7 separate regions of the Homo sapiens genome follow, and all the other regions are linked to region 4. The links are chromatin loops, found by intact Hi-C in ENCODE. Cell type or tissue: dorsolateral prefrontal cortex. All regions are shown on one strand. Region 1 overlaps USH1C (USH1 protein network component harmonin). Region 2 overlaps SERGEF (secretion regulating guanine nucleotide exchange factor). Region 3 overlaps OTOG (otogelin). Region 4 overlaps KCNJ11 (potassium inwardly rectifying channel subfamily J member 11). Region 5 overlaps MYOD1 (myogenic differentiation 1). Region 6 overlaps USH1C (USH1 protein network component harmonin). Region 7 has its middle 3.1 kb from the start of KCNC1.

Region 1 (4,000 bases), 140 kb after region 4:
TTCCGTCCCTGGGGATGTGTCTGCACCAGCTGGGCCTGGCCGAGGGCTGCTGCCCCACAGCGGTGTGCTGGCTGCCCTGGGAGCCTGTGTGAAGCCCCTGAGGGTGCATCTCTAGAGCAAGCCCTCCCTTCAGGACCGGCCACCCCTCCTTGAAGATGACCCCACCCAAACCCCATCACAGGAGGTCTGGCCCTTACCCCAGATTCCGACACAAACTGATCCACATACTGCCAAGTGAGGGGCTCATCAGGAGAGCTGATGGGAAGGGAAAATAGATGGGAGGGTGGTTAGCGAGAGACGTTTGAGGAACCAGGCCCCACATCCAGATCCACCATGTCTAGAGCCTCCAGCCTCCACTGGCCCAGAAGCAGGGCTGGCATGGTGGGAGCCGGACCCCAGGGCTGTACCAGGATCCTGGGCCCACAGGGAAGAGTTGGCCTGCAGAGGAGGGGCCTCTCACCTTTTCACGGGGATCAGGCCGATGTCTGCGGGAGAAAGGCACAGGGGTTAGGACAGCTCCCCCGCCCTCCCTCCCTCCCACCGTCATGGAGTACTGACCTGCTCCCCCGCCCTCCCTCCCTCCCACCGTCATGGAGTACTGCCCTGCTCCCCCGCCCTCCCTCCCTCCCACCGTCATGGAGTACTGCCCTGCTCTGGCCTCACTCACGTCTCACTTTGATGGACACAGTTTTCTTGGTTCGAATGAGGTTGATGACCTCCTCATGGGTACAGGAGGAGATGGAATATCCATTGATCCGGACGATCTCGTCCCCTACCTTGACCACAGAGAGAGGCAGGGAGCACCAGGTGGAGGGAGCATCAGGCAGTGGGGCAGACTCACCACCAGATGCTCCCGGACTGCTCTCCGGAAAAGGGAAGGGTGGCTGTGCCACCCCCTGGAATAAGCCTTGATCTCAACCAACCCACCCTCCATCAGCCCGGGGGATCCCAGGTTCAGGTGGCATGTCCAAGCAGTCTTGTCGCCCCATTTTACAGATGGAGAAACCAAGACAGGGGTGAGGGGCACAGCGGGTGTGCAGCAGAGCTGGGAGAAGATCTCAGAACTCTCTGCACCCTCACTCTAGTGCCCCTTTCACTCCACTGGGGCACCATCAGATTCTGGATTCTATGCAAAGGGTGACATTTCACTCAGCTTTAAGCTATTCTTACCGGGACTTTGTCCCAACCCACCCCTAGGAAGTTGGCTCCCTATCTCTGTTAATTGCTACAACACTGTAACTGAGTCGGGGTGGGGACCTTCTGTGACTCCTGACCCAAGCTCACATCACCAACACACACACACATATGATTTTTTTTTCCCATCATATGGAAACTTGATGAACATTTTAACTCTGCTGTGGCCCTGACCTCTGAATTCCTATTTTGGGAGCAAGCAAAGAACAGTGAACGAGCACAGGGCTTTGGCATCAGATGTGCTGGGTTCAAATCCCTTCTTTTATTATTATTAGCTATATGACCTTGAGCAAGTCTCTTGAACTGTCTGAACCTGTTTTCCTCGTCTGTAAAATGGGGAATACCAAGGTTGCTGTGAGAATTAAGTGAACTTGTGCATGTAAAGACAGCTAGTGCCTGCCACACAGTAAGCACTCAATACATGATTGCTATTGTTATCATGAGTTAGTCCTGATCCCTGAATACTCAGCTCAGATCTCTCTTCTCAGGGCTTAGGCCACAGTGGATTGTTGAGATGGGCCCTGGGCAGCCAGCCCTGGATACAGAGCCGTGGTGAGATTGCCCCCTGCTGGATACTGCCGGCTCCTCCAGGCACCCCGGCCCTGGGGATCAATTCTGGAGCTCCTCATTTAATAACCACAGGGCAGGAGGAACTCTCAGATAACAGCTGAAGCTGAAGCCCAAGGAAGTGAGGTTTTGTCCAAGGTCACACAGCCAGTAGCTGCAAAACAGAGACTGGCTCCTGGAGAGGTTCCGGTCTGAGGCCAGTGCAGGTCAGCTGGGGGCTTAACTCGAAACACACGTGCTCACCCTTTGGAGACGTGCTGGCACACGTGAGGGATGCAAGCTGGACTCCCTGTGGGTCTAGGTAGGTAGGGGCTGGGTGGACATGCAGCCTCCGAGGGGTCCTCTAGGGCAACTCCTGCCCTCTACAGCATTCCCACAGAGTCACCTTCTCACTATTCCAAGGAACGCTTCCCTCCCACTCCGGGACACAGACCCCAGTCTTCTCAGGGACCTGACAGGAGTGGCCAAGGGCTCAAAATGGCACTGGGGTGGGGGCCCACTAAAGAACTCTCTAGGTTTCTGGGAACATGTAATTCAAGGACAGCGGCCAGACTAACTCCTTCCACCTATTTTTCACAACAACCCTGCAGAGCAGGAATTTGTATCTCTGTTAATCGGATGAGAAAACTGAGGCTCAGAGAGGTAAAGTGACTTGCTCAAGGTTACCCCAATAGTAAACAGTGTCGTGGGATTTGAAGTCAGGTCTCCCTGATCGACAAGTGGTGTCTCTTGGGTGTCTGGAAGTAGAAAAGAAGGGCATCCGGCCAAGCCTAGCTGCAATTCCCTGCATCCTGCCCTCTCTGGATCCTTGCCACCTGTCAGAGCCCTCAAGTCCCACACAAAGGCAGCTGTCCATGTTATGACAGGGAAAACCAAAGCACACAGAATAATTTTCTAGGTCTGGAATATACAGCAAGTTGTATGTCACAGGCTGCCCTGTGCAAGGCAGAGGATGTAGGTTAAGTTAGGATATTCTTGGGGAAAAAAAAACAAAAACCAAGTATCTCCAGCAGGGGACAAGGGCAGAGGGGTGGACCCCCAGGACTAGGTCCTGTGGGAGGGTCCAAGCCCACCACTGGGGACCCAGCCTCACAGGTCAAATCAGCACAGGTCTTTAGCCCAGCCGGGCTGTATCTGAACCTGCTCATCCCCTGCCTTCCAGCATCTTCTTCCAGTTGCCCTCAGGCATGAGATCTCCCCAGAAGCATGAACCCCAGACAGGTCAATGGATGCAGCCATTTTTCCCGAAGCTCCTCTGAGTAAAGTTCCCTGTCTTATTCCTAAAGGGAATTTGCCCAGAACCCCAGTCGGAATGATTCCCACACAGCCCCTGGCTCAGGTTGCAGGATCAACTTTCCTCCCCGTCTCGCCCTGTGTGGAGCCCTGCAAAGGGCCCTTTGTGCAAGGGCCACGATGATATAACGATCTGAGGGACAGCGGCACAAAGGAGAGATGAACCCGTCAGCTAGAGAAAGGGCCGATAATTCATAAGCCTGAGAAACAGCCAGGAAGGTAAAACTGTAGGTCTCATTAAAATACCCCAACGCCCCCAGTCATCGAGGCAGCATTGAGAACTGCTTGTCCTAAGAGAGCTCGCCCTGGAAAAAAGGCGGCCTCAGCTGACGCCAAGAGAGGCGCTCATTATGTGTTTTCTCTGGCTGCATTTCTGAGCTGGAAAATGTGCTGCAGAGGAAAGAAATAATGAAGGGGCTGAAATTTCAGACACCACCAGGGAGCCGTGAGACAGGGATTTAGAACAAAGCGGTGTCTGTCAGCTCCCTGTTTCCACCCCTTACGCCACAGTGTCTTGTACCATTAGCCTTCGAGCCCCTTGAAAGCCCCAAGCTTGGCAGCCTGGATTGGGATGTTGATAACAAACCCGCTGGAAGCTCTTGGTGATGGTGGGAGGGCCTCCTTTATCTCAACACACAAAAACACAGCCCTGGGCTCAGGTAGGAGTGAGACCTGGAGGTCTGCCCATCTCTGCTCAGGCCCTGAGGTGTGGGGACCCCAAAGGAGAGGCACCTGCGTTGCTGAAGAGAGATTTCTGGGCTTGGCAGTCAGGAGACCCAGTTAGTTTCTAATCCTGGCTCTGCCACTTACTGGCCTCTGAGCCTCTATTAATTCTGTAAAATGGGCACGATCCGTTCAATGCATATAGCAAGGACTGCTTGTGAGCATGTGACCTGGCACATTCCAGGCGTTTCTTAAATCTCCCTCTCTCTGTTCACTTACCAGG
Region 2 (4,000 bases), 600 kb after region 4:
TCTGCCATGTGAGGCACAGCAAAAAGGTGAGAGTCTATGAACCAGGAGGCAGGTCATCACCAGACACCAAATCTTCTGGTATTTTGATTAGGACTTCCCAGCCTCCAGAACTGTAAGACATAGGTTTCTATTGTTTATAAGCCACCCAGTCTATATCACTTGGTATAGCAGCCTGAATGGAATAAGATAGTCAATTGCTACATTTCCCATAAGGTCACCTTGAGAGGAAGTGGCATGATGAAATAAAATAAGCTTTGATATCAAACACAGCAGGATTCAAGTGTCTGCTTTGCTTTCTAACTAGCTATGGTACTTTATACAAGCCACTTAGCCTCTCTGAGCCTCAATCCTCACCTAGAATGAAGGGAAATGAACCCTACCTTAAGGGGCTACAGCAGTATTACCCTCAGGCTGTAGAGCAGTACCTGGCAGAGCACCTAGTACATAGTAAGTACTTGGCAAACACTGGCTCCCTGCCCTAACCTGATCCCCTTGGAAATTAAAAAAAAAAAAATGTTCTTATTCAACCAATTGTGCTAACTCATGTCTTCAGCATGTCTCTGGCAAGGCCCTGGGCCTGCCCATCTGTGGGGTATAGGACTTAAGAGATGACCCCTAATTCTATCCATTGCACAGTGTGATGGGAAGCCTTGGTCCAGAGAACTGAGGAGGAGAACTGGACAGGGCAGAGGCGAGCAGAAAAGATGTGCACATTGCTTTTGCTGTGAGTGAGAAGGTGAAAAATCATTAAGACCAGGCCCTTGAAGAAATCAGGAAAAAGGCAGACAGTTAACTGCCACTGCCAGGTCCTCTCCCACAGCTGGCTCACTGGCCCTTGTCCCCTGGATCTCCATGGGGCAGCCAGCTAGAGGTCAGATCCATATCAGTTCCTGTTAAGAGCAAGGACTATCAGCTATTAACTCAGGGTGTGTCCTTATGCAAGACCCTTTCCCTTTCTGGGCCTAGGTTCTCCCATCCATACAAAAACAGGGAAGGCCTGGGTGACCTCCAGGGGCCCTTTCAGCTCTGACCTTACTAATTCCGAATGATGACTCTACCAGCCTCATCCCAAGGCTAGCTGGCTGCCTACTGCTGCCATCTGGTGGCCCTGCAGGCCCAGCCCCTTGTCGAATACACCCACTTCAGAGGGTGACTCCTGCTTCTGCTTCAGGTGCACACATGCTACACTTCTCTAGACCACAGATCAATGGGTATTCACAGCCAAACACAAAATCCAAATATAATGATAACGCTTCATCTCTCTAGCAGAGATGACACAGCTGCAGCTGAGAACATGACCTCCCTTCTCAAAGACAGAAGGTAACCTGCATAAGATCACAGAGCTGCCTGGTTCCCAGGCCAGTACACGGTTTCACTTTGCCACAATGCTTAGGGCTGGTGGGTACCTGCAAACCAAAAATAAAGTCAGCCTAGAGCCAAGGAACAAAGCTGTTTGAAGGTGGGGAAAAAACTGCCAGGATTCCTCGCAAACCTCAAGAAATAGTAAGGCATGGCACGTGAACAGGCTGAGCACTGCTTGCAGAAATTAACTGGAAATACAAACTTGGGGTATCCAATGTATCTCCCTAATCTTGGAGGTGATCATTCATAAGAACACCTGCAGGGTCTTCCATAAACCAGGCTCCAAGCCACCACCACAGCCTGGATCCTAGACTAGGCAGACCACCAAATAGTGGGGAAGACACCTGGGGTAGCATTGTGTGTTTGTGTGAGCTTCCCCCTGCCAGACAGCAGCTCCTCCGGGCAGGGTTATATCTTTTCTTCTCTATCTCCAGGCCTCTTAACACCTGGCCAGAGGCGCTCAGTGAATGCAAGTATACAAGTAGATCCTTTAGGTTTCTGCACAACATGGGACCTGTCTATTCTTTGTGGACTCAACTGATCATACCCTTGGCTCTGTCTGCAGCCTTCCTTTACAGTGTAGACCCTGAAAAAGCACATTGTGTGACTTTAACTAGGTCGCTTGCTTTTCCAGGCCTCTATCATCGCACATCTGCAGCATACTAGGGTTTTACTGGATGATCTTCGAAGTCCTTTTAATTCTAAAATGCTAGAATTTGAAACCCCCAGGCAAATCAAGACTGATCTTCACCTGCAGACACAGCCGCTAAAAAATGGGAAAGGGGAAAGTAATCAAACAATGCTTCCCTCTAGTGGTTCAGTGCTGTCATTACACCCTACCTGCGCAGAGACCCTGTCACTCAACTTCTACTCCAATTCACCCTGAACTCTGAATGAAAGAAATCAGCCTGCAGCCAGCAGAGCCCAAGTGCAGGGGAGCGGGAGAGAAAAGAAAGAGGCCAGGCTCAAGAAGCCAAAGAGGCCTCTTAGCCAGTTCCACAATAGTGGAGAAATTATCCATCTTTAGGAACAAATATATTTTGCAACTTAAAGGACCTTTTGTGACCTCCAACTCCCCTCTTCAGATGAAGAAACTGAGGCTCAGGGATATTCAGGAGGGACTTACCCAAAGTCACAAAGCTGACTCATGACCGAGCCAAAAATAGATGGCCACTCTCCTGCCTCCTGCTAAAGTATCTTGCCTCTCTTCCATGCAACCTCCGAATTGAGGCCCGTGCAAGTGACTTGTCAAGGACATATATACATGGGAATAGATGGCAAAGGAGCCAGTCTCTTGCACTGAGGGGTAAGTGATCTTATTAACTTTAAAATAGTATTTATAGGAGCTATAATCAAATTGAAAATATTCAAAATTCATCATAGAAAACAAATTCACTCATAATCCCACCTGGCCCATTTCCTTCTAGTCTTTTCTACAGAAACATTCTTTTTTTCTTTCAACAAATTAGAAGTTACAGTATGGTTAATCATTCTTTTCACTTACTATACCACGAGCGTATTCCTGTCATTAAATATCCTTCTAAAACATTCTATTTAATGACAATATAATATTCCAACATATGGCTCTGCCACAATTTGTTTAACCAATCTCTCTTCAATTTTATTTGTTTCCATACCTTTGTTTTTGTCATTATAAATTAGGCTGCAGTAAATGGCATTATACTTAATCTTTGAATACATCCATGACTATTTCTTTAGGCCAGTTTTATTTTTTATAGGATAGAATTTCAGAGCTGGAATGACCCTTAAAGATTATTATGTAAACGTATTGGCCAGATGGAAGAAAGGGACCAGAGAGTTTAGTGTCTTGCCAGAGGACAAAGAGAAAGCAAGAGAAGCAAGTCAAACTCTCCATCTATTAAAATGTGACCTTCCCAAAGCCCAACCACAATTTCACACCCTTCCCTGACCAACTTCACCCACACTGACCTCTCCTTCCCCTGAAATCCTAGAGCCTGCAGTGTCTGGGTCACTCCTTCGGCCCTTGGCCACAATCTTTTTATTCTTCTACTAAATATTTAGTTGCTCATCCAACCACAAGCTTCCTAAAGGTGGTTCTGGATTTTATATTCCCCTGTATTCTGTAGCATAGTACTATATGCATATAGATAAGCATTTCACAAATATCTGCTAAAGGACTAAAGATACCTATGAATTTCCTTCCAATTGCTTGCCGAAATGTAGTATCACTGTCAAAAGCTGGGGAAAGATGTTTCTTTGAAGGGTAAAAGAAGTTTAGCTGATGAGTTAGAGCTCTCTGAGAAACACAAGATCTGGAATTAGAATAGCAGGCTTGGGGACAAAAGATGGGATTCAAGTTTTAGCTCTGCCCTTCTGTGTGAAACAGGGCAATGCCATTAACGAATTAGGGACTCTTGTGTGAAGTAAGGATAATAATACTCATCTTGCCAACTTCATATGAGAACATGGATGTGAAAGTACTTTATAGTAATAAAGGTGGTCCGTGAGAGTTATGATTGCTGTTGTATTCTCATGTAGCTGCTTCTGTGAATCCCAGAATGGCCTCCTGACCCTCGCTTCTCAGGAACCATTTCCCAGTTTCTACTCCACACACATATCCTTAAAGAAATCTATGGCTGCACTCTTCAGGTAAGAA
Region 3 (4,000 bases), 220 kb after region 4:
TTTTGTGCACATACATATGCGTACATAGATATGCATCCATAGATATACTCCTCAAGTAAAATATGTAAACAAATTTAAAAATTAATATTTAAAAGATGAAAGAAAATATAAAGAAGGCTAAATTCTTCATTGATTATTTTTTATTTATTCCCACGCACCAAAGGATTTTCCTCGTGCAAGCACCTCACCTTGGGGTGCGATGGCCATTACACAGCCTTGCGCTCTGGGGTCAGACTGACTGAGTTTGGCCCCAAGCTCCACTGAGTTGGCCTGGGACATATTCCTCACACTCTGAGTCTCTTCGTCTGTAATAGAAGGGTGAAGATAACTGCTTCTACCTTGTAGGGTACTGTGAGGTTTAAACAAGGCATTGCATGTACAGCACTTGGCACAGTGCCCTGTGCTAATGTGGGGGTTGTTGTCATTTTTTCATGGACACCCGGTACTGACATGTCCAGAGCCCTGAGGCCTGCAGGCAAGACGCCAAAGGAAGAAGGTGGAGCAGAAGGACACTTGCTGAGGGTCCACTGTGTGCCAGGCCTTGTGCCTATGTGCATTACTTCATTTAATATGCAAGACTAGGGGGAGGTGATTGAGGTGCTTACCTGGGGTACAAAGTTTCAGGGGGCACCAAAAATGCAGTAATCAAGAGAAATAATGTTTCAATATAATATTTCTGTAAAATAAAAATTGCTGTAAAAATACTGTGATGAACAAACTATCAAAGGATCAATAGTATTAATGTTTCCTTTTGTCTCAGTCTCTACTCTGGCTCAGTGGGAGACTGTTAATGATCTTGTCTTTATTTTTAAATTGTAATATTTTATTTATCATGGATATTTTTGCATTAATTTTGATGTTTTAAAAATATTGCATTAAGATAGTATTTATCTTGATTACTGAGATTTTTGGTAGCCCCTTAAATTTCACATCCAAGATGAGCACTTTGCCTTACCCTGGTCCAGGCCCTGGCAGGTCTATGGGGCAGATGTACGTAGCGGTCCCACCTTAGAGGAGGGCACTAAATTTCACTGACGTTAAGTAATTTGGTCCAGTATGCACAGCTGATGAGTGAGGGAGGTGGGATTTGAACTCAGGTCTGACTCTAGAGAGCTGGCTTTTTAATGACTCTTCTCGGCTACCACCCCTTGACTGGGTATACCCTGGAAACCAGAAACTTGGAGATTTTCTAATTTTCTGGTTCAGCCTTCTGAGTCTGCAGATGGAGGGAGAGGCAGGCACGTGCCCCTAGCCACATGGCGGGCCTGTCTCCTGACTCCTAGTGTTCTTTCTGGAGGGTGACCCCAGATGCATTGACCTTGTGGTCTGGGGTGTGCAGTGAGTCGGTGGCTCTCTTCAGACCGTGCCTATGTGTGAAGCATGCTGCTCCTAAGCTTTATCCCAGGTCTATCCGCCTGGCTCCTCATGGCTTTGCTGCTGGCTTTAGGGGTCTCCTGCAAGGTCCCAGGCACACCTCAGTGGACTGAGAATCTGCAGCTGAGGGGCTAGGGGAACAGGGTGTGGTGCTGGGGATGACCACTAGAGGGCAAGCTGAGCTCACGCTTGCGGGAGCTTCTCACAGCTCGGCTGGTGGAAGCGCCTCTGCAGTGCAAGGGGCTTGAAGAAGCCGGGGATGCTGGGGGCTCCCGGTCCCCTTCCCACCGAAGGCTCTTGGAAGACCAGCCTCCATCTTGTGCTTGCATTCCTCTGGGGGCCTTCCGCAACATTTCTGATTAAAACTCCCACTCCTTGGTTCTAATCCTGCTCTTTGGCGCCACACAAAATACACCTGCTTCTTTTCAACATTCATTCGTTTGTTCATTTACTTGACACATCGCTGAGGTGCCTACTGTGTGCCAGTCTTTGAGCCTCGTGCTGTCGGCCCAGAGAGGAGCCATTCTCTTTCCTCCACTTAAGACATCTGCATCCATGACCATTCCCAAATCTTGACATGTGGGAGGCAGGCCAGGCCCAGCACTTGGGGAAGAAGGGAGGCTGGGATGCTGGGAGCCTTGGCTCTGTCTGTCTGTTCCAGGCTCTGGGCTGGCTCTCAGGAAGTTCCTGTTCTCTCTCTTTCAGCGTATGACTGTGACTTCTTTAACAAAGGTAAGCCCCTCCTCCCCACGCAGAGTCTCAGGGGCTCAGGCACTGCCAGCCCTGTCCTGACGCCACACAGCATCAGCCATCCCGAGGCGCTGCTGGCCCTGGAAGAGCCGTGACCCGGAATGGGAGGGCCCCCATCATGCAGAGAGAGCCCTGACAGTGAAGGGCCCAGGGGTGTCCTGCACCTCTATCCTCAGCAGTTCCTGCAGCCCCTGTCCGGGGCCCAGGCAGGCCAGCTCCCGGGGACTGTGCTCGGCAGGGCAGCCCCACCAGGAAGGAAAAACCCCATTCTCACTTATGTGCCAGCTCCTCCGCCTTCATAATCTAGCTCATCAGGCCCACAGAACATCACCTTGGGTTCCCCGAAGATTAGCTTTTGGCAAAAGCAGACACAAACTGCCCTTTCTGACTATGGGTGGAACAAAACATGTGGCCTGCCACATTCATCTTCAAACTCAGCCAAGGTTGCAGGGTTCCGGGAGATGCTCTGACATTTAGATTAACGAGGGTGAAAACACAGGTCATAACCAAAGACCCAGGGGAGGTTAATGTCCAGTTTAGAGCCAATTCATCAATTTAATCACTGGGATTGGGTGGGTGGGGTAGAGAAGGGCTGCCCAGGAGTAGTTTTTAGCACCGAACTTCATCCAGTTGGGCCAGGGTCAGACCTTGGTAGAGTGAGATGCTCATCTGGTCCTCAGTGCTGTTCGCCTTTGACTTCCAATCCCCGACCCTCCTCCAGGGACTGTGCTGCCAGGAGCAGGCCTATGTGGGCAGAGGCCCAGACTTTTTGTCCTCAGTTGCCTGCATTATCAGATTTTGGCTTGACTGTGGTGGGTGAAGTGGAAAGGAGAGACTGGAGACAGGATACCATCTGGGGGCCTGCGAGATGACGGCCGGACCAGGGTGTAGCATGAGCATCCGCAGGACTGCAGTTCTGCCAAAATGCTAGTCCCCAGGGGCTCTTGACAGCCCCAGACCTTCAATTGGTAAAGGAATGAGCCTGCAATGGGGGAACTGTGGTCCCTGGGGCAGACAGGATCTGTCTGACATCAGGCAAGGCATTTCAGCAAGATGGAGCTGTTTCGTTTTCTCTCTTCCATGGCATTTTGGGTGGCAGTAACTGGCAAAGGACAAGCTGTTTCTAGCATCTTCCACCTACCCACCCACCCACTCACCCATCCTTGCTCCGTTCTACTAGCATTTGCTCTGGTCCGGGCCCGCCAGGTGTTGGGAAGTCAGTGGTCCCTGAGTCCTGCCACAGCGGTGTGTGGAGCAGGCTCACGCCGCCTCTCTAGCACCTATTGTGTTTCTAACTCCACATTCAGTTGGTAGTTTCCAGTTGACCCCTGGTGGGAGTGTTTACGCCATGGAAATCCAGAAGCCCTACAAACCACTTTTTTTTGTTTGAGATCTCATTGTTAGCCATTTGCCAGCACAGCCAGCACTGCTTGTCTCCCATCTAGTGGGGGTGACAGATGTGGGCCTCCCATCCAGATCCTCATCCGAAGAGCTGTAACTGGTGTGTGCCATGCTCCAAGAGCTGGTGGGGCACAGAGGAGGAGGGACAACATTTGCATGTGGCAGGAGAGGGTGCAGGGAGAGCTTCACAAGGAGGTGACATTTGAGCTGGGCCCCAGAGGTTGAGTAGGCGTTTGTCAGGCACAAAACGGGGAGGACTACTCTGAGTGGGTGGAACGGTGTGATGAGATGTGAGCTGGGAAATAACACCACTGCTCCTTCCAGGAAGAGCAAGAGAAGTTCAGCATGGCAGGAGCCAGGGCGTGGGGGGAGTGGGGGAGGTGGGCAGGGGCTGAGGGCTGAAGGGCTTCTGAATTCAAGCTGGGCTCTTTAGATTCTGTCCTGAGGGCCATGGAGAGCCACTGGTGCGTCCCAC
Region 4 (4,000 bases):
CAGAGGCCCTGGGGAGCCCAGAGACTTGTGGAGTGTCAGGGCAGCTCTCCTGCTGTGAATGCAAGCTCCCTGGGAAAGTTCTCCCTAGAAAAAGATGTGGGGGAGGAGCTCAGGTGAAGGACAGAGCCTCCTGCCCGTGGAGAGAAAGTGGGCCCTGGAGAAGCTGCATGAGTCCTCTCCAGCAGAAGGGCCAGAGGTGCACATTAGTGGGGCTCGGGTGGGTCTCATGGTGACATTGGCTGGAGATGCCAAATCCACAGGCGTTAGGCCTGGGCAGGTTCTAGTGTGCGAGTGGGCTAGTTTTTCTAGACTAGCACACAGGAAGAGGGTGGCCTGGCTTGCCTTCCCTCTGAAGCTCAGGACTGAGGCCCAGGACATGTCTCACACCATTGATATGAGTTGGGGACAGATGGGTGGCAGATGTGCCCAATCAGGCTGCATTGACACCTGACTGGCTGGAAGAAGAGCCTGTAAAGCAAAGAGCCCAGTCTTCCTGTAAGAAGGAAGAAGATGGAGGGCTCATCATGCACGTGGGCCAGAAAAAGTGCCAGTGAGGTTGTTCTGACTCCATAGGTGTTCTGGACATAATCTAGGCTGTCACAAAACAGCCAAGCCTGCTGCCAGTTTCCAATCTGGGATCTCAGGGAGGCCCAGGGGCTTGCTGAGTTCCACCTTCCCTCTTTCCCTTGGTTTGGAGACAACTTTCTCCCTGTGGTGAATGTGACACTTAGAACAAGGTGCAGCCCTACTAAAAGCTGGAGCTTAGGTCACTGGGACTGTGTGCTAGGGGAAAGAGGGGGAGGGAAGAGCAGGGCTGTGGCATTAGACAGACTTTGGCTGAAATCTTGGACCTGCCTCCTACTAGCTGTGAGATCTTAGCAAATTACTTCCTGCTATAGGCTAAATGTCTGTGTCCCCCTAAAATGCACATGTTAAATCCTGATGCCCAAGGTGATGGTATTTGGAAGCGGGGCCTTTGGGAGGTGATGAGGGTGGAATCCTCATGAATGGGATTAGTACCCTTATGTAACAAGGCCCCAGAGAGCTCCCTCACACCTTCCACCATGTAAGATTACAGGGGAAAGACAGGCCCTTCAGCAGACACTGAATCCACTGGCACCTTGATCTTGGACTTCCTAGCCTCCAGACTGTGAGTAATAAATGTCTATTGTTTATAAGCCACCCAGTCTATGGTATTTTGTTATAGAAGCCTGAATGGTCTAAGACACCACCCTTTCTGACCCTGTGTCCTCATCTACAAACTCAAAGAAGAACAGTGCTTCTCTCATAGTCCTGCTGGGCCACAGTGATACATGGTACTTCCCTTCTCCTTTTCAGGGGCCCTGGAGTTGAGACAGCTCTGCACATAGCGTGTGGATGGGCCAGACTGCTTCCTCTGCTGTCACATGATGACTAAGGGATGCAATCCTGGAGGCAGAATATCACAAACAAAATTATCACAGAAGTTCCTGCTGGGCTGAGTAGTGCTCAGGTGAACTTCTTTGTCCAGTTGAGGCCAGTGCCATAGAGAAAGGGTGCCCCCAGATGGAGGTAGCACCATCAGTGGGCAAGAACACCTTCGCGGAGGAGGGAGGCTTGGTCGAACTGCCTCTCTATGCCTGGAGCTTTCCAGCCCCTCCCTGGGTTATGCCTTAAGGCTGGGGGTCTCCCTCAGAGTTGGTGGAAAACCTAGGACCAGTGGTCCTGATTTTTCTCTGCCGAAGTAAGTCTTCTCTGTGGCCAGCAGGTGGCGCTAAGCCCTCAGTTCTGTGGGCTTCACACTCACCAGCAGCTTAAGGTCCCTGAGGGGTGGAGGAAGGTTACTCTGGTTTGGGCTCCAAGGATGGTACTGCCAGCAGGTCCTTAGTGAGTCTGGCCTTTCTCCTTGGCCTTAATGGCAGCCAAGCTGAGTCGCAAGAGCCAGCCTCCTAGGATCCTGGGCTGACTCTGAGTAGCTTTCACCCCTTCACCCTCAAAACCAGAAATGGGTCAGCTCTGCAAGGAAGGGAATCAGCGCTGGGGACTGCATGGGTGCTGGGAGAGGGCAGCTTAGAGCTCAGACCAGCAGCGGCAACTTCCTGGCCCCTTGGCCCTGCCTCTGGAGCCGCCTGAGACAGACCCTCACTGATGCCCTGTCTGCAGGCCTCACACTGTAGCAATAACCCTGGCTTTTTGTCCTGTACGCCATCCATCCGTTATTCATTCATTCATTTGTTCATTCATGTAGCACCTACTCCATGTAAGCCAGCCACAGTGCTGAGTCACAGTCCCTGACCTCAGGAAGCCATGGACTTGTGGATGGGGAGACAGACCCCTAAACGTAGGCAAAAGGAGAATGCCCACAGCACAGCAGAGGGAAGGGACCTTCCTTTTCCAGAGAAATCAGGGAAGGTTTCGAGGAGGCATCACTCAGCCTGGATTTTTATGGATTTCAACAGACAGAGATGAGGCCTGGGCAGTCCAGGCCAAGGGAGTAACATAAGCAAGGTCTGGGAGGTAGGAAGCTCAACATTATGTGTCAGGAGGGATAGGACAGCGAGGTACCTAGGGAAGTGGGTGGGCAAGTGCAGACTCCTGGCAAGAAAACAGTGGGCCATAAGGCCGGAGAGGCAGTCACAGCCTGAAATGGCTGCTAAGAAGCTAGCCTTGACCCAGAGGTGATGGGGAACTACCGAAGGTATTTCATGATGAGGGTGGGGGGTGACCCACCCTTCTAAGACCACCCTGGAGGCTGTGTGGCAGATGGACTACAGTGGGTGAGATGGAGACAAGGGGACCAGGTCACAGGCATTGCCACAGCCCCTAAAATCGTGGTCTCAGCTAGGAGGGGACACCGTGTGGAAAGAAAGACCTGGCAAAGAAACATGACCAAGGGCAAAATAAAAGCACCGTCTCTCTTTAACACTTGTTTGGCCGTTTCCTCAGCATGTAGCTGATTCAGCAGCAATCACAATAGTTAACATTTATTGAGCACTTACTGTAGACCAGGCACTTCAGCATTTTACATATTTTTCATTTACTTCCAAAACAATTCTATGAGGTAGGTACTATTAGCATCCATGTTATAGAAGAGGCAACTGAGACACAGAGAGGCTAAGTTACTTGACAAAAGTCATACAGCTAGAGCCAGGATTCGAACCCAGGCAGTTGGCTCGAGAGTTAGTGCTCCAATTACTACACTAATGCCTATGACACCTCTATACCTCTCCCTGGGCACTCCAGCCTTCCAGCAGGTCCCTGGGAGTAGAGACAGAGCCCAGGGCTGCAAAGCCTGGTGAGTGCCCAAAGGCTGAGTTGGCCAGACAGGCTGACAGGGCTGGGCCACCTGAGACAGGAGAGGGGAAAGTCCCCCTGAACTGGTGGAAGAGGTGCCAGCCTTCCGTCCCTCCCCTGCCCTCCCCGCTAGGGTCTATGGCGCCTCTTGAAGGGGGTGGCAGCTGCCAGTCCCTGCCTCCCTTCCCACCAGCATGCTTGCTGCCTCCCCAGCAAGAAAAGCCCAGAGTTTAGGTCATGAGGGGGAGGCTTTATTGACAACGGAGAAGGCAGAGTTCTAGGCAAGTTCACACAACACTGCTCCAAGGGTCCAGGCACGGGTCAAACCCGTCAGGACCAAGGGCCTCTTCACCTCAGGGACCTCAGTCCCTCCCACCATCCTGAACCTTCCCACACCTTTTCCAGCAACCCAAAGATATCCACCCCCAAGCCACCTTCTGGACAAAGTGAGTGGCAGCCACTGTTGTGGAGCCAGGACCAGAGTTGGGTCTGAGGCCTAATCATGTGTGGTGGGCACAGTACCCCCTCTCCTCAGCCTCTGGGGACAGGCAGGAGGTAGGCAGGGGCAGCAGCCCCAGCCCACAGAGCCCTCACTGCACGAGGCCGATGTGGCAAAAGGCAGGAGCCCTGGCATCTCCTCCTCCCTGTGCCTGAGCGGGGCTCTACAAAGCCGAGCCTCCTCAGGTCACCTTCCCCTGCTTCCTCCCCTTCCAGACCTGAAACTGGC
Region 5 (4,000 bases), 340 kb after region 4:
TGTCCGCCCTTGGTTTGGCCCTGCATGTTGCAGACCTCATCTCCTACCCACCCGTAATTACCCCCCCAACCAGGACAGGTCTGGGCCCGGAACTAGAGCCTTAGGCTAGAGTTAGGGAGGGGGCGGCTACAGGAATTGGTGTTCGGGCCTCGAGCCGTCCCGCGGGCCTGACTCAGTCGCCCTTGCTGTTTGCAGATGGACTACAGCGGCCCCCCGAGCGGCGCCCGGCGGCGGAACTGCTACGAAGGCGCCTACTACAACGAGGCGCCCAGCGGTGGGTATTCCGGGCCTCTCCCTGCTCGCTCCTCCTCCTTCATGGAGCTGTCCTGGCCTCTATCTAGGACGCTCCCACCCCCACTCACACACGCCTATGTCCTGGGAAGTGGTGCAGGAGATGAAATACTAAGCAAGTAGCTCCCTGTCTTTTGGATTGTCCCGGACTCTAACTAAAGTCCTCAGTTTCCAATCTGTCTCAAAGTACTGGGCCCGGGGGTGGGAGGCTTGTCGCGGCCCCACCCCTGCTTACTAACCGAGCCCTCCCCGCGCAGAACCCAGGCCCGGGAAGAGTGCGGCGGTGTCGAGCCTAGACTGCCTGTCCAGCATCGTGGAGCGCATCTCCACCGAGAGCCCTGCGGCGCCCGCCCTCCTGCTGGCGGACGTGCCTTCTGAGTCGCCTCCGCGCAGGCAAGAGGCTGCCGCCCCCAGCGAGGGAGAGAGCAGCGGCGACCCCACCCAGTCACCGGACGCCGCCCCGCAGTGCCCTGCGGGTGCGAACCCCAACCCGATATACCAGGTGCTCTGAGGGGATGGTGGCCGCCCACCCGCCCGAGGGATGGTGCCCCTAGGGTCCCTCGCGCCCAAAAGATTGAACTTAAATGCCCCCCTCCCAACAGCGCTTTAAAAGCGACCTCTCTTGAGGTAGGAGAGGCGGGAGAACTGAAGTTTCCGCCCCCGCCCCACAGGGCAAGGACACAGCGCGGTTTTTTCCACGCAGCACCCTTCTCGGAGACCCATTGCGATGGCCGCTCCGTGTTCCTCGGTGGGCCAGAGCTGAACCTTGAGGGGCTAGGTTCAGCTTTCTCGCGCCCTCCCCCATGGGGGTGAGACCCTCGCAGACCTAAGCCCTGCCCCGGGATGCACCGGTTATTTGGGGGGGCGTGAGACCCAGTGCACTCCGGTCCCAAATGTAGCAGGTGTAACCGTAACCCACCCCCAACCCGTTTCCCGGTTCAGGACCACTTTTTGTAATACTTTTGTAATCTATTCCTGTAAATAAGAGTTGCTTTGCCAGAGCAGGAGCCCCTGGGGCTGTATTTATCTCTGAGGCATGGTGTGTGGTGCTACAGGGAATTTGTACGTTTATACCGCAGGCGGGCGAGCCGCGGGCGCTCGCTCAGGTGATCAAAATAAAGGCGCTAATTTATACCGCCGTGGCTCCGGCTTTCCCTGGACATGGGTGTGGGATCCGGAGGAAAATCCGCAAACTGGGCCAGCTGTCCCTCAGCGACGCCTGTAGGCGGCAGGCGGATTGCAAGGAGGAAGCCTGCTGCCTGGGGAAGGAAGGAGGGGTGCAAATTTCTCCAGTACGTGAGGAAGTTCCTCTGACCTTGACTACATTACTACACACGTCCGTGGCTCTTATGGAAGGGTACACAGGTTGATATGAGTATTTTTTAAACCCATGTCTGAGCTCGCCCCCTAGATATTCTGATTTAATGTTTCTGCCCCATATACCCAGGGCCAGGTATTGGTATTTTTTTTCAAAAGCTCCCCAAGTGATTCTGAAGTTCATTCAAGGCTGAGAATCATCCCCTCCATATAAAGTGAGTGAACCCAGGTGTGATAACCAGAAGAACCACGGGAAGGTTGTGGCCCAGGCATCACTTGGGGGCCTCGTTGGGTATAGAGGATGTGATAGGGTGCCCACAGCATTCCGAGGAAGATCTAAATGAGTGTAGACATGTGCTGTAAGCTCTCTGGCACTTACAGCCCATTAGTAATAGGTGTAACTGCAAAGAGATAGCATAGAAGGCCAGACAGGCACAGACACCTCTACCCAGCACCTAGAGCATCCCGACACTATCAGATTCCATAAGACAACAGGAGCCCGGATCCTGTGAGCAGAGCGGCATGTGGGCCAGCATCATCACAGATGGCATAGGTACTCTTCATCAGGCTATAAACTCTCTGAGAGCAGAGGAGGGGGCATTTATTTAGCCTGAGTGTTGGGGAGGGCTTCCCGGAAGAGTTGTCATTTGAGCTCTGTCTTAAGAAACAAGAGTAGACAATGTACTCACAATGCACACACACACACACGCACACACACACACACAGGTACCTGTGCCCTCCCCTGGGTCCAAGGCCCCTGAGGGATGGTCTGGCAAGGGTTCTTCCCCACTCACTTACCACCTCCCCACCCCCAACACACGCGTGCCATGAGGACCTCAGGACCTCCTACATCCCACCCCATATATGTTGTTCCTGAAAACCCTACAGGCCCACTTTCAAGGGTTTTGTTTGCCAAGTAGGGGGCCCTCAGGAATGCAGGCAAGATGTGATGCCAGAAGGAATATCCGAATATCCTCATTACCTGTCTGAGGATCCATTCTCTGCTCTCCCCAACACAGGGTGCCTAGGAAGCTGCCCAGAGCTGTTGTGTTACGAATGATCCTCCACTTGTCTTCTGGCCACTTCCCCACATGTCCCTTGGGATTCTTTATACCCTTGAGACCCCCTGGGGTCCATTCATGAATTCATTGATTCCACAGATGCCAGGTCTTATGCTGGGTGAAAACAGAGACTGTTGGATGCAGTTCCCGCCCTTGGGAAGCACACAAACATTTGACTAGGATGGAACCTTTTAGCAGCTGGTTACATCCTGTTGAATTAAGTACTGTACTGGAGGTGCATGTAGCAGGGGAACGCCATAGAAGCAAAGGGGAAGGTTCCCTAACTATTCTGGGGGAGATATAGACAAACAGGTAAACTTTAATGAGAATCTTGAAGGAGTTGGTCAGGAAAGAGGGGCCAAAGAAAGGGGCTACAAGCTGAGGAAACAGCAGGTGCAAAGATCCAGGGGTGAGAGAAAGAAAACTGCCTTTGTGGAACTGCAGGTGCCCATGGGGAGGGGCCAGAGGAAGATGGAATGGCAGAGGCAGGACCACAATGGACCTCATCTGGACTTTATCTCGAGGGCAGTAGGGAGCCACACAGGAATTTAAACAGGGGAAGGATACAAATAATTCTGTATTTTAGAAAGGCCAGTTTGGGCTAGCAGAATAGGTAGGAGAGAACAAGACTTGAGACAGGGAGATCTTTCAGGAAGCCACTGGGGTTGCTTAGAGGAGGTATGACATATCCTGAATTGGCTTGGGCCAAATAATGTGTCAGTGTTGAGGGTACAGCAGAGAACATTGAAGGCACAGTCTCCACCTTCCTACAGCTTAAAATCCACTGGGGAAGTAACCGTGAGATGAAGAACCAAGTGAATAAATACAATGTTATAAACGATGAGAAACACCGTAAGGAAAGGCAACAGGTGTAAGCAGAGGTGGTAATGCGGAGTGAGAAGGCAAGCAGGTCGACAGAGGAGGCAGAAGTTCTGCACCAAGGGAAGCAATTCTATACATGAAGAGGGTCCCAGTATCCTAGAGGGGGTCTGTGTGTAATTAGAAAAAAGTACCCCTTCTCTCCTGGGGCATTGCCCTGCACCAGGGATCATGACTAGGCAGGCAGAGAGCAGGCTGGACTTCAGCCCCCACTCACCTCCTCAGCTGGGTGCACTTCTGTAGTGACAACCTGCATAACTTCACAGTGCCTTGTGCGTGTAGGCCCTAGAAAGTGTAGAGAAGGGAGGAGCCTTGGATGACTCCAGGCTCTGGTTTGCTTCTGACTTGAGGCCGTGATTTGCTTCTGAGTAAGTGGTGGTGCCATTACACAGATAGGGACCTCAGGAGGAGAAGCAGGTATGGTGACACATCTAGTGTAGAATACTTCGTGA
Region 6 (4,000 bases), 120 kb after region 4:
AGGTAGTCCCTGAACTATGTGGCCTTCCTCGGGAGTCACACACAGTGAGTGGGAGCCAGGGGCATCCCCAGGCTGAGGGGCCAGGATGCTAAGCACAAGGGCAGCAGAGCCACGGCTGGTCCCCATGGAAGGTGGGAGCAGAGGAGAGCCCCGTGGCAGGCCTCGCCAGACTGAGTGGAGCCACCCACAGCATGCAGGTCCCTAGACCACACCAAGTGACCCATGGGGCCCATGGTCTGTGTGGTGGGGAGGCTACAGATTCCCCTATCCTCAGAATGCACCAACTAGGTTCCGGGCACAAGATGAGCACCAAATATCAGCAGACAGATCCCCAAGCATCTGCCTGGCATCCCTCCTCACTTGCCTCAATCACCCAGGCTCAACCCCAAGAGGCCATGAGCTCGGCTCAGCTTGGGAGCTACATCCAGGTCAGTGTGTGGGCAGCAGACAGAGGAGGGGGTGCAGTGAATGCACAGGCAAGAAGGATCATTGGGCAGGATGTGGAGTCGATGCTCTTTGACTTTGAGGGCCCTGCCTACTCCGGCTGTTTCTCCTGGAAGGCTGGGCAGTGCTGGCTCTGGCCTCCTTGCTCCATGATCCTGAGAACCAGCTCTCAGGGATGGGCCAGATGGCAGGTACTTGTGTTTTGTGTGAATTTAGATCAGAGACTCATAAGCCACTGCAGCTGGTTGGCCCTTAAAGAGGCAGCCCAACCCCTCATTCAACAGAGGAAGAAACTGAGGCCCAGAGAGGTGATATTCACGCCCAAGGTCACCCAGTCAGTGGGCAGGGGAGCAAGGGTTTGACTCCACCTCTGGAGCCTAGACTCTGCACTTCCCTGCTTCTCTCCCTGTGAGGGCTGTTTGTGCCCTAAACCGCCAGGTCCTGGAAGGCCTCTTGTGTGACGACAGTGCTTTAAGGCAGGATGGTGCAGTGTTTAAGAGCACAGGCTGCAGAGACCGACCTCCTGGATTCAAATCCAGGGATTGACATTAGCTGTGCCATCGTGGGCACATTTTCAAATCTCTCTGCCTCAGTTTCTCATAGATAAAATGGGTATGATAATAGCACTTACCACCCAGGGTTGCTGGAAAGATTAAATTGACAAATCCTTGGGCTGGGAGCAGCCTCTTTTGCCAACACCTATGTCTCACTGCACAGTTGATACTGCCCCTCTGCTCCCTGCCTGTAGTCAAATCAGCTTGTGGTCTGTTGGTGGGTTATCAGTGAGGAGGCTGGAGAAGCCTGGGCTGGCTGCAAGATCTCTCTCTGTCCTGGGGTTTCTTTCATTGGTGATGAAACAGCCAATCCAATGGTTGGCTCCATGGAGGTACCCCAGGAGGCAGGGAGGTAGGTGGCTGCCTGCCTGATGCCACTCAGAGGACCAGCAAGGACTTCCACGTCCCTGTGCACAGGAGTGCCCTAGGCACAGGGAGGACCTCAGCCACCACCTCCTCCCTGACGCTGGTTCAGTGTCAGGCAGGGTTGGTGAAGCTGTGATCTGCCCGGAGAAGAAGAGGGGAAGGTACAGGGAGACACCTAAGCAGCCCCTTCCCTCTCTCCTAGGGCTGGAGCGAGGGCCCATCTTGGCCTCTGTGGGCCTCTGAGGGTTCCTTCTGCCCTGCTCCTCTCTGGACAAACAGCAGCAGAAGAGGTGAGTTCCCAGGGATACTGCTGTTTCTCAGCTCATGCATGGGGTCTAATAAGCCCTGGGTCCCCATCTGATATGATATCCTCCCCCACCCCTGCGCAGGCAATGGAGGACACAGCTCTGGCCTGAGGCTTGGTGGCAGATGGGGCCACCATGGACCTGACCAGGTACTCCCAGAGAGAAAGAAGTGGCACAGAGTGGGAGGGACGGGGGTGGTGGGGAGACCTCCAGACACACAATGGGTATCAGTTTACTTGTCTGAATGCTGTCTGATAAACCACCATCCTCTTCAACATCTCCTGTGGCTGCCAGAGGAAAAAAAAAAAAGTTCCACATTGGATGTTACCAATAGGTCTTGGCTGCCCCCTGGTGCCAGGCTTCGGGCCTGCCAGTCTGGGGCTGCCGTGCCAATGTCCCTCCCCGAGCAGTCTGGCTTACGTTAAAGGCCTGCTCAATGCCCAAAGATGCTACCCAGTTGTTGTCAAGCAGACACCACCCCTTGATATTAGCCAGAGAACATGACATGGATGCATCCGCAGGCTGTCCCAGGAGCAAAAACTTTGCTCTCTGGGGAGCTGACGGGACAGTTAAGGCCCAAAATAAATATCTCAGCTGTCCTGCCCTGACATTTGGATAGAGTTTCCTTGAAAGGGAAGTTAAAATTCTGACATGACTGTCTTCTCACTGTGCATGGGAGGCCAGCCAGTGGTCGGCACCTCTGGGAGGTGCACACGAATCCCAGCTCCCTTAGCCGTCAGTAACTGAGACTGGCGGACATTTCTCACTTCCCCAGGACCACACCTCAGACTTCCAGTCACAGTGAGAGGTGAGAAGTAAGTTGGAGAAAGGGAGTGAACCTGCTCTGGCCAGTTTCCCATCTGAGGGTGTTTCATGCCAGGCCACAACAGGCCTTAGGGCAGGGGCCAGGGCACCTGGAATCTCTGTAGGTTTTGGCAAGATGGCAACGAGGGTAACAGCGTGGGCTTTGGAGTATGAAAGGCATGAGGGTAAGTATTAAGTCCAGGCTCTGCCTGGGGAACCTGGTGCCCCTCTGGTAACCTCTCTAAACCTCCCTTTCCTCGAGTGTTAAACAGGATGACCACAGGAACCATCTCACAGTCCTGCTGTGAAGATTAATTGAGGCCATGCAGAGCCTGGTATATAGTAGGCTCTTCACAGGTCGTAGCGATCATTATTACTTTTAGACAGAGCTCCAGGCTGTTCAGTCAAGTGGGGAACAGAAATTCCACTGGTCATGTCAACATCCACTTACACCCATGTGGCCTCATCTCTTGGCCAATAAGAAGGTTAAGAGATGGCATCTGTGATCTGCATTTTTGTCCCACCTCACTTGCCCTCCAGAGACAGCAGAGCCCAGGGGAGGTAGCCCTGGTCTGCTCCTCTAGAGACAACCTGGAGGGGACCCAAGGGGCTTACCAGAACTTCAGATTTCACAGCTGGCCTGTAGATGAAATTGGGCTCCTGGTGGACCATGACAGGTTTGGAGATGGTGGACACGCCAGGGCCTCGTGGAGGCTGTGGGCTTGGGCAAAATGTCTAAGGAGTTAGTTTAACAGGGACCCAGGTGAGGTCATGGTGGGGTGGCCAAGGCCAGCCATGCTACTTCTACACACATGCAAATCTACACCCATGCATATGTGAAGCCAGCCTGGTCATTCAACTGCTCGAGGTCCTGGGGTTGTGATCCTCAGCAGAGAGATGAGAAGCCCATTGGCCACAGTGTGGGCTGAGATCACAGAAACTACTGAGCGGCTCTAAGAAATTGGACGCTTGAGCTAGAGCCTGGCTTGGGGGTGCCAGCAGCCAGTGTCACCCAGGAGACACACTTTCAGACCCTTCTCTCAGTGGCCATGGGTGCTATCCAGTGTCCCTTGTCTTTAAGGGCTGTCTCTTTGGCCACAGTTCCAGTCCCTGGACCACAGTGTGAAGCATCTGCTGTTCCTAGTTGGTAGGCACATAGTCTCTAGGGGCCATGGGGTGAAGACCAGTAAGAGAGGCATCCAGGGGAGCTGACGCAACCTGTCTGCTTGGCTCTAACCCACTTGATCTTTTTGGGCAAGATGTATCAAATCAGTTCACAGCCCTGCCCCCAAACCCTCCCCAGTGTCCGCATTGACTACTGAGCTCATTGGCTTGACTCCCAAGGCCTTTCATGAGCTTCTCTAGCTTCCTTTTCAGCCTTATCTCTCACTCCTCGCCACGCTCCTCACACTGCCTAGCTTTAGCCTCAAAAAATGCCAGGCTTTCTTGCCTTGAGGCCTTTGCACGTGCTCTTCCTTCTTCCGCTTTGCCTCCTAGGTCTTAAGTTGGGCGTCACTGCCTTCTGGA
Region 7 (4,000 bases), 350 kb after region 4:
TGCAAAAAAAGTTGCATCTGTTTTTGTTGGCATACTGAATGCTTCCAAATAAATGTAACTTATTTTAAATCATTATATAGGTGTGCCGTGCAGTTAATAAAAATATGAAGCTTTTTTCTGTATTTTTAAATATTTGTAGTATATGTCAGCTTCTTAAAATTTATATTTGGTCTTGAGTCCTTTTCTAAGTCTAAATAAATATTCACTTTTGTATCCAACTTTGTATTCTTTTTTGCTTTCTTTTTTTAAAAGAGTGACCCCCAAAACTTCCAGGCTTCAGGCCCTACACACCCTGGACCCACCTCTGCATACTGACCATGCTCACCTGCAGGCTGACACATCCACAGGTGTACATACAAGAGAACTTGCCAGGCTCTCCCTATCAGAGGAGCCGCAGAGGGAAGACCTTTAGGGTAGCCACGAGTCTCCAGCTGCTTCTGGGAGGAGAACTCAGTGTCCTCTGCACAGTCCTGCTGTGAACATGCTTGCAGGAGGGCCTGTACCCACCCAGCCTCCTTACATATATGCACACCTGACCATGTTCACCACAGCCATCATCTCATCTCACACTTCCGCACCTCCCTCCCACAGCCTGCAGGGAGAGGCATCCAGGCCCAGGGAGGGCTAATGCTCTGTCCCCAGGGCCACACTGACACCCTAAGGGACATTGCTGAAGGATGGTAGGAGTCCATGAGGGGGAGGGGGTGTAAGGGCTGGTCACAGAGGGATGAGAAGTGGGCTAGGGAGCCCGAGGGAAGGGAGAAAAGGGAAGAAGAGGAAATGAGGTACCATGTCATTTAATCCTTACCAGACATTGGTCCCTTTATGGATAATGAGGAAATAGAAGCCTAGAGAGGGAATGGGACTAGTTGACGCAGCTAGTGAATAGCAAAAATGGGATTTGTAACCAAGTCTGTCTACATCAGTGGTTCTCTCAACCGGAAGAAATTTTACCTCCCAGGGTACATTTGGCAGTGTCTGTAGACCTTTTTGGTGATCACTGCTAGGGAAGAGGCTTCTACCGACACCTAGTGGACAGAGGCCTGCTAAATATCCTGCAATGCACAGTACAGCACCCGGCCCCAACCCTGGCAAAGGATTACATCTGAGCCAAGATGTCAACAGTGCAGAAGTTGAGAAACCCTGGTCTAGACACCTTCCAAGAGTATTCTTCACCTTGGCCCCTTTCTGGACTTCCCATGGCCTAAGCCATGTTGGTGCCCCTGCCCCAGAGTTTCCAAGAAGGAACAGCTAGCTGTATACCTCGCTGCAGCTCAGCCCAGGTTACCAGGGTCACTGCTCAACCTACAGATCTGTGGCCAAGGTCGCCAATTTCCCACTACGGCATCTCTGGATTCAATCTTCCCTGACCATTGGAGGCAGGCGGTATGGTCTAGGGAGGGGATGTCTGCCACCCCCACGGCTTACCATCAGAGCAGGGTTACTATCCTCAAAGCCTTCTCGGTCAATACCCAGCTTAGGTTAGTTCCCAGCCATGGCCACAAGATGGCACCCCAGCCCACCAGGAGGGCTGAGGCTCTGGGCCTGGGAGAGCAGCATGGAGGATGTGCCAACCTGGACAAAAGCCTAGGGGCTGGACTTGGGCCAGTTCCAGAGCTTAGCAGGACCAGATCTAAGGCCTGCAAGTGCCAGGTGGGAAAACATAGGCCAAACTTGGCTTCAGAACTCCCTTCACCTTTTTTTTAGTCCACTCCCAACACCAGCTTATATTCTAGCCTTTCCTACATGAAGCTTACTGAAGCCCAGCAATCCCTCCTTGGGCCTAAACAAGAGAAATTCTAGAACTTAGATGTTAAGGATACAGGAGTTATTATTATTATTTCAATACAACAGTAAAAGCAAAAAACGAGGCACAGAGAAGTTGAGTAACTTGCCCAAGGTCACAGCTAGTCAGTACTGGAGCTGGGATTTGAATCCAGGCAGTCTGGTTTTAAAGTCTGTGCTCTTAGCCACTGAACATACCACACCACAACTGCTCCCACCCCCACCAGCCCCAGCTACCAAAGACCCTCTGGCACCAGACCACAAGCTTTCTTCTGCAAGGGAGGGGCAAATGGCTGCGAATAGGAGGTGCTGCTCCAAAGTGGAAAAGGAGTGAGGTTTTCAGTCTAGCTGGGGGTCTGTCGTTAGTGTTTGCGAGTGAGAAGCTAGGGAATGGTTAGTCATTCTTCCTCCTATTTCCCCCCAAAACCCTCTGTTTCTCTGTTTTCTGGTTTTTGGTTTTTGTTGATTTCTTCTGTGTTGCCCTCTTGGTTTTCCTAGGCTGTTTGCAAATGCTAGCATTCTCGCAGTGTGAAGGGGAAGTGAGAGAAGAAAGTTTGATGTCCTGTTCAGGATCCACAAGGGAGGCCATTCTTTGGGGCCTGGGCTGGGGGTGTGTCATCAGGGATCAAAGTGAGAATCCTAAAGTGGAACAGTGTGGGGCACATTGGGAACAGCTACCCTCTCCTGCTGGGGAGGCTCCTGTGTCTGAGTTTTCTCTGCTTACCTCTTGGGGGATTTTAGGGTGTAATGGGCTTTAGGGTGCAATGAATACCCTTTCACATTCCTTCTGCCTCCAACCCTGGCCTACCTCCCTCTTTCTAACACATCGTCCAGAGCCCCTAATCACCCAACCTTCTGCCTACCAGGAGCCCCTTGTTTCTCTCTGTCTCTCTGTGCCCCCTCCCCAACTGCCTGGGTCACACTGCAGCCCCCTATTAGGACTCGCCATGGCGTAGTGATGGGGCCCTGCACTGATTCCCTAAAAAACCCTGGGTAAGTCCCTCCTCCTGACTTGGTCTCCATTAGGTGTTCCAGACTCCCACAGTCTCTGCCACTTGGGTTCTAGGATCCCAGCCTCTCTCCTAGCCTTTCTCAAATCATCTGGACCTTAGTGAGGATCTACTGTATTCTGGGCACTCTGGAGGGAAGCAAACAAGAAGCCCTGGAGGAGCTGATGGTCCTTTTATGGAGATCAGATGAGCTATGGAGAAGATCAGGAGCCATACTCTGATCCCGTGTGGTTCTGCAGGTGAAGAGAGAGGTGAAGTCCTGGAACCCTATGGCTAGTAGAATCCCAGAAGATTCTTGGGTGAGAAGAGGGGCTGGACATCTGGGTAGAAAGAAAGGAAGGTTTGGAGAGGCTGCTTTCTTGTCTCTCCCCATCTTGATTTCTCCCAGCTGTGTGTGTGTGTGTGTGTGTGTGTGTGTGTGTGTGTGTGTGTGTGTGTATGTGTCTGCCTCTGTGTCCACCTTTTTCTCTTCCTTCTGGATTCTCCATTTCTATTTCATCTTCTACCAATGTTGGGACAGAATTTCCTGAGAACCCATGTCCCGGGGATCTGAATATGGGCCAGGATGGGCCACACCAGGCCGGGCCACACCAGGCCAGGCTTCCTTGTGGTTAGGAGATGGGGACTCACACTGGTCAGGGTGAAAGGGACACTCAAAATCACTCTCATCCCTGCATTACTCTGAGATTGAAGGGGAAACAGCTCCTATTTAGAGGAATCACACAGATCAATATCTGGAGGGAGGAGGTGCCATGCAGGCCCCAAAATCCAACCCTCTCTTTGTCTCTGCCCAACTCTGCCCATTTCTGACTTAATTTAGCCTCTCTGTCTCTCCCCTTGTCCTATTCCCATCTGTCAATCCTTGCCCTGCCCCTCTCCACCCCTTCAAGCCTTTTACCCACCACACACAGATTTTCCTGTGGCTAGATTGGGATTCCCCTGGCCAAGTAAGGAGAGCGATGTCTGTGGCACAGCTTTGTCCCCAGGCTCACAACGGCATCTGTGGGTCAGGGTAGAGGGACAGCTGTCTGCACAGTTAGAAAGTGCCAGCAGTAATAAAAGCCTCATATCTTCTTAATTAAATCGCCCTTTGCCCAGGCATCCTGTGTTCGATTGGGTTGAGCTGGGATCAATAAGCCTCTTTCCCACCCCAGCCACCCCTGGAGACGGGCCTGACCTCCCCAGTCCTGCCTAGGCCCACCTGG

What was found. A loop is a pair of places that touch in the nucleus more often than their neighbours do. Peaks named below come from ENCODE experiments on the same cell type or tissue, not always from the same donor. Only the 100,000 strongest peaks of a DNase experiment are listed, where the experiment ranks them.
Region 1: it touches region 4 in a loop (9-fold over the local background); 37 of 110 quality-filtered maps call a loop at or near these places.
Region 2: a loop joins it to region 4, with 5 times the contacts of the local background. A loop is called at or near these places in 8 of 110 quality-filtered maps.
Region 3: a loop joins it to region 4, with 3 times the contacts of the local background. A loop is called at or near these places in 4 of 110 quality-filtered maps.
Region 5: a loop joins it to region 4, with 3 times the contacts of the local background. A loop is called at or near these places in 9 of 110 quality-filtered maps.
Region 6: it touches region 4 in a loop (6-fold over the local background); 109 of 110 quality-filtered maps call a loop at or near these places.
Region 7: a loop joins it to region 4, with 2.6 times the contacts of the local background. A loop is called at or near these places in 8 of 110 quality-filtered maps.

What each region holds. Positions count from the first base shown.
Region 1 is chr11:17,526,556-17,530,555 of GRCh38, forward strand. It overlaps USH1C (USH1 protein network component harmonin), which reads right to left. Exons shown (of 27, transcript NM_153676.4): 5 at 668-776; 6 at 461-485; 7 at 198-255. Among named protein-coding and RNA genes, the nearest start is that of USH1C, 16 kb to the right of the region's middle. RefSeq lists a silencer at 2,789-2,992. In dorsolateral prefrontal cortex, CTCF peaks have their summits at 1,767 (motif pointing left) and 1,967; DNase peaks (open chromatin) are centred at 1,746 and 3,376; H3K4me3 peaks cover 318 bases; H3K27ac peaks cover 1,797 bases.
Region 2 is chr11:17,977,778-17,981,777 of GRCh38, forward strand. The region is part of intron 8 of SERGEF (secretion regulating guanine nucleotide exchange factor); the gene reads right to left. Among named protein-coding and RNA genes, the nearest start is that of SERGEF, 33 kb to the right of the region's middle. In dorsolateral prefrontal cortex, CTCF peaks have their summits at 1,104 (motif pointing left), 2,170 (motif pointing left) and 2,369; a DNase peak (open chromatin) is centred at 1,094; H3K27ac peaks cover 313 bases.
Region 3 is chr11:17,597,592-17,601,591 of GRCh38, forward strand. OTOG (otogelin) reads left to right here. Exons shown (of 56, transcript NM_001292063.2): 31 at 2,080-2,106. Among named protein-coding and RNA genes, the nearest start is that of OTOG, 52 kb to the left of the region's middle. In dorsolateral prefrontal cortex, CTCF peaks have their summits at 1,536 (motif pointing right) and 1,739; DNase peaks (open chromatin) are centred at 460 and 1,550.
Region 4 is chr11:17,382,351-17,386,350 of GRCh38, forward strand. It overlaps KCNJ11 (potassium inwardly rectifying channel subfamily J member 11), which reads right to left. Exons shown (of 1, transcript NM_000525.4): 1 at 2,898-4,000. Among named protein-coding and RNA genes, the nearest start is that of KCNJ11, 4.3 kb to the right of the region's middle. In dorsolateral prefrontal cortex, CTCF peaks have their summits at 1,758 (motif pointing right) and 1,960; a DNase peak (open chromatin) is centred at 1,751; H3K4me3 peaks cover 1,825 bases; H3K27ac peaks cover 2,006 bases.
Region 5 is chr11:17,720,707-17,724,706 of GRCh38, forward strand. MYOD1 (myogenic differentiation 1) reads left to right here. Exons shown (of 3, transcript NM_002478.5): 2 at 196-274; 3 at 549-1,430. The coding sequence ends at 802. Among named protein-coding and RNA genes, the nearest start is that of MYOD1, 3.1 kb to the left of the region's middle. RefSeq lists enhancers at 1-325, 326-837. In dorsolateral prefrontal cortex, a CTCF peak has its summit at 1,522; no DNase peak of the experiment used is centred here; H3K4me3 peaks cover 1,466 bases; H3K27me3 peaks cover 3,154 bases.
Region 6 is chr11:17,502,742-17,506,741 of GRCh38, forward strand. It overlaps USH1C (USH1 protein network component harmonin), which reads right to left. Exons shown (of 27, transcript NM_153676.4): 19 at 3,089-3,208; 20 at 1,906-1,956. Among named protein-coding and RNA genes, the nearest start is that of ABCC8, 28 kb to the left of the region's middle. In dorsolateral prefrontal cortex, CTCF peaks have their summits at 2,013 (motif pointing left) and 2,225; a DNase peak (open chromatin) is centred at 2,040.
Region 7 is chr11:17,729,703-17,733,702 of GRCh38, forward strand. No RefSeq gene overlaps it. Among named protein-coding and RNA genes, the nearest start is that of KCNC1, 3.1 kb to the right of the region's middle. In dorsolateral prefrontal cortex, CTCF peaks have their summits at 1,510 (motif pointing right) and 1,716; DNase peaks (open chromatin) are centred at 1,059 and 1,549.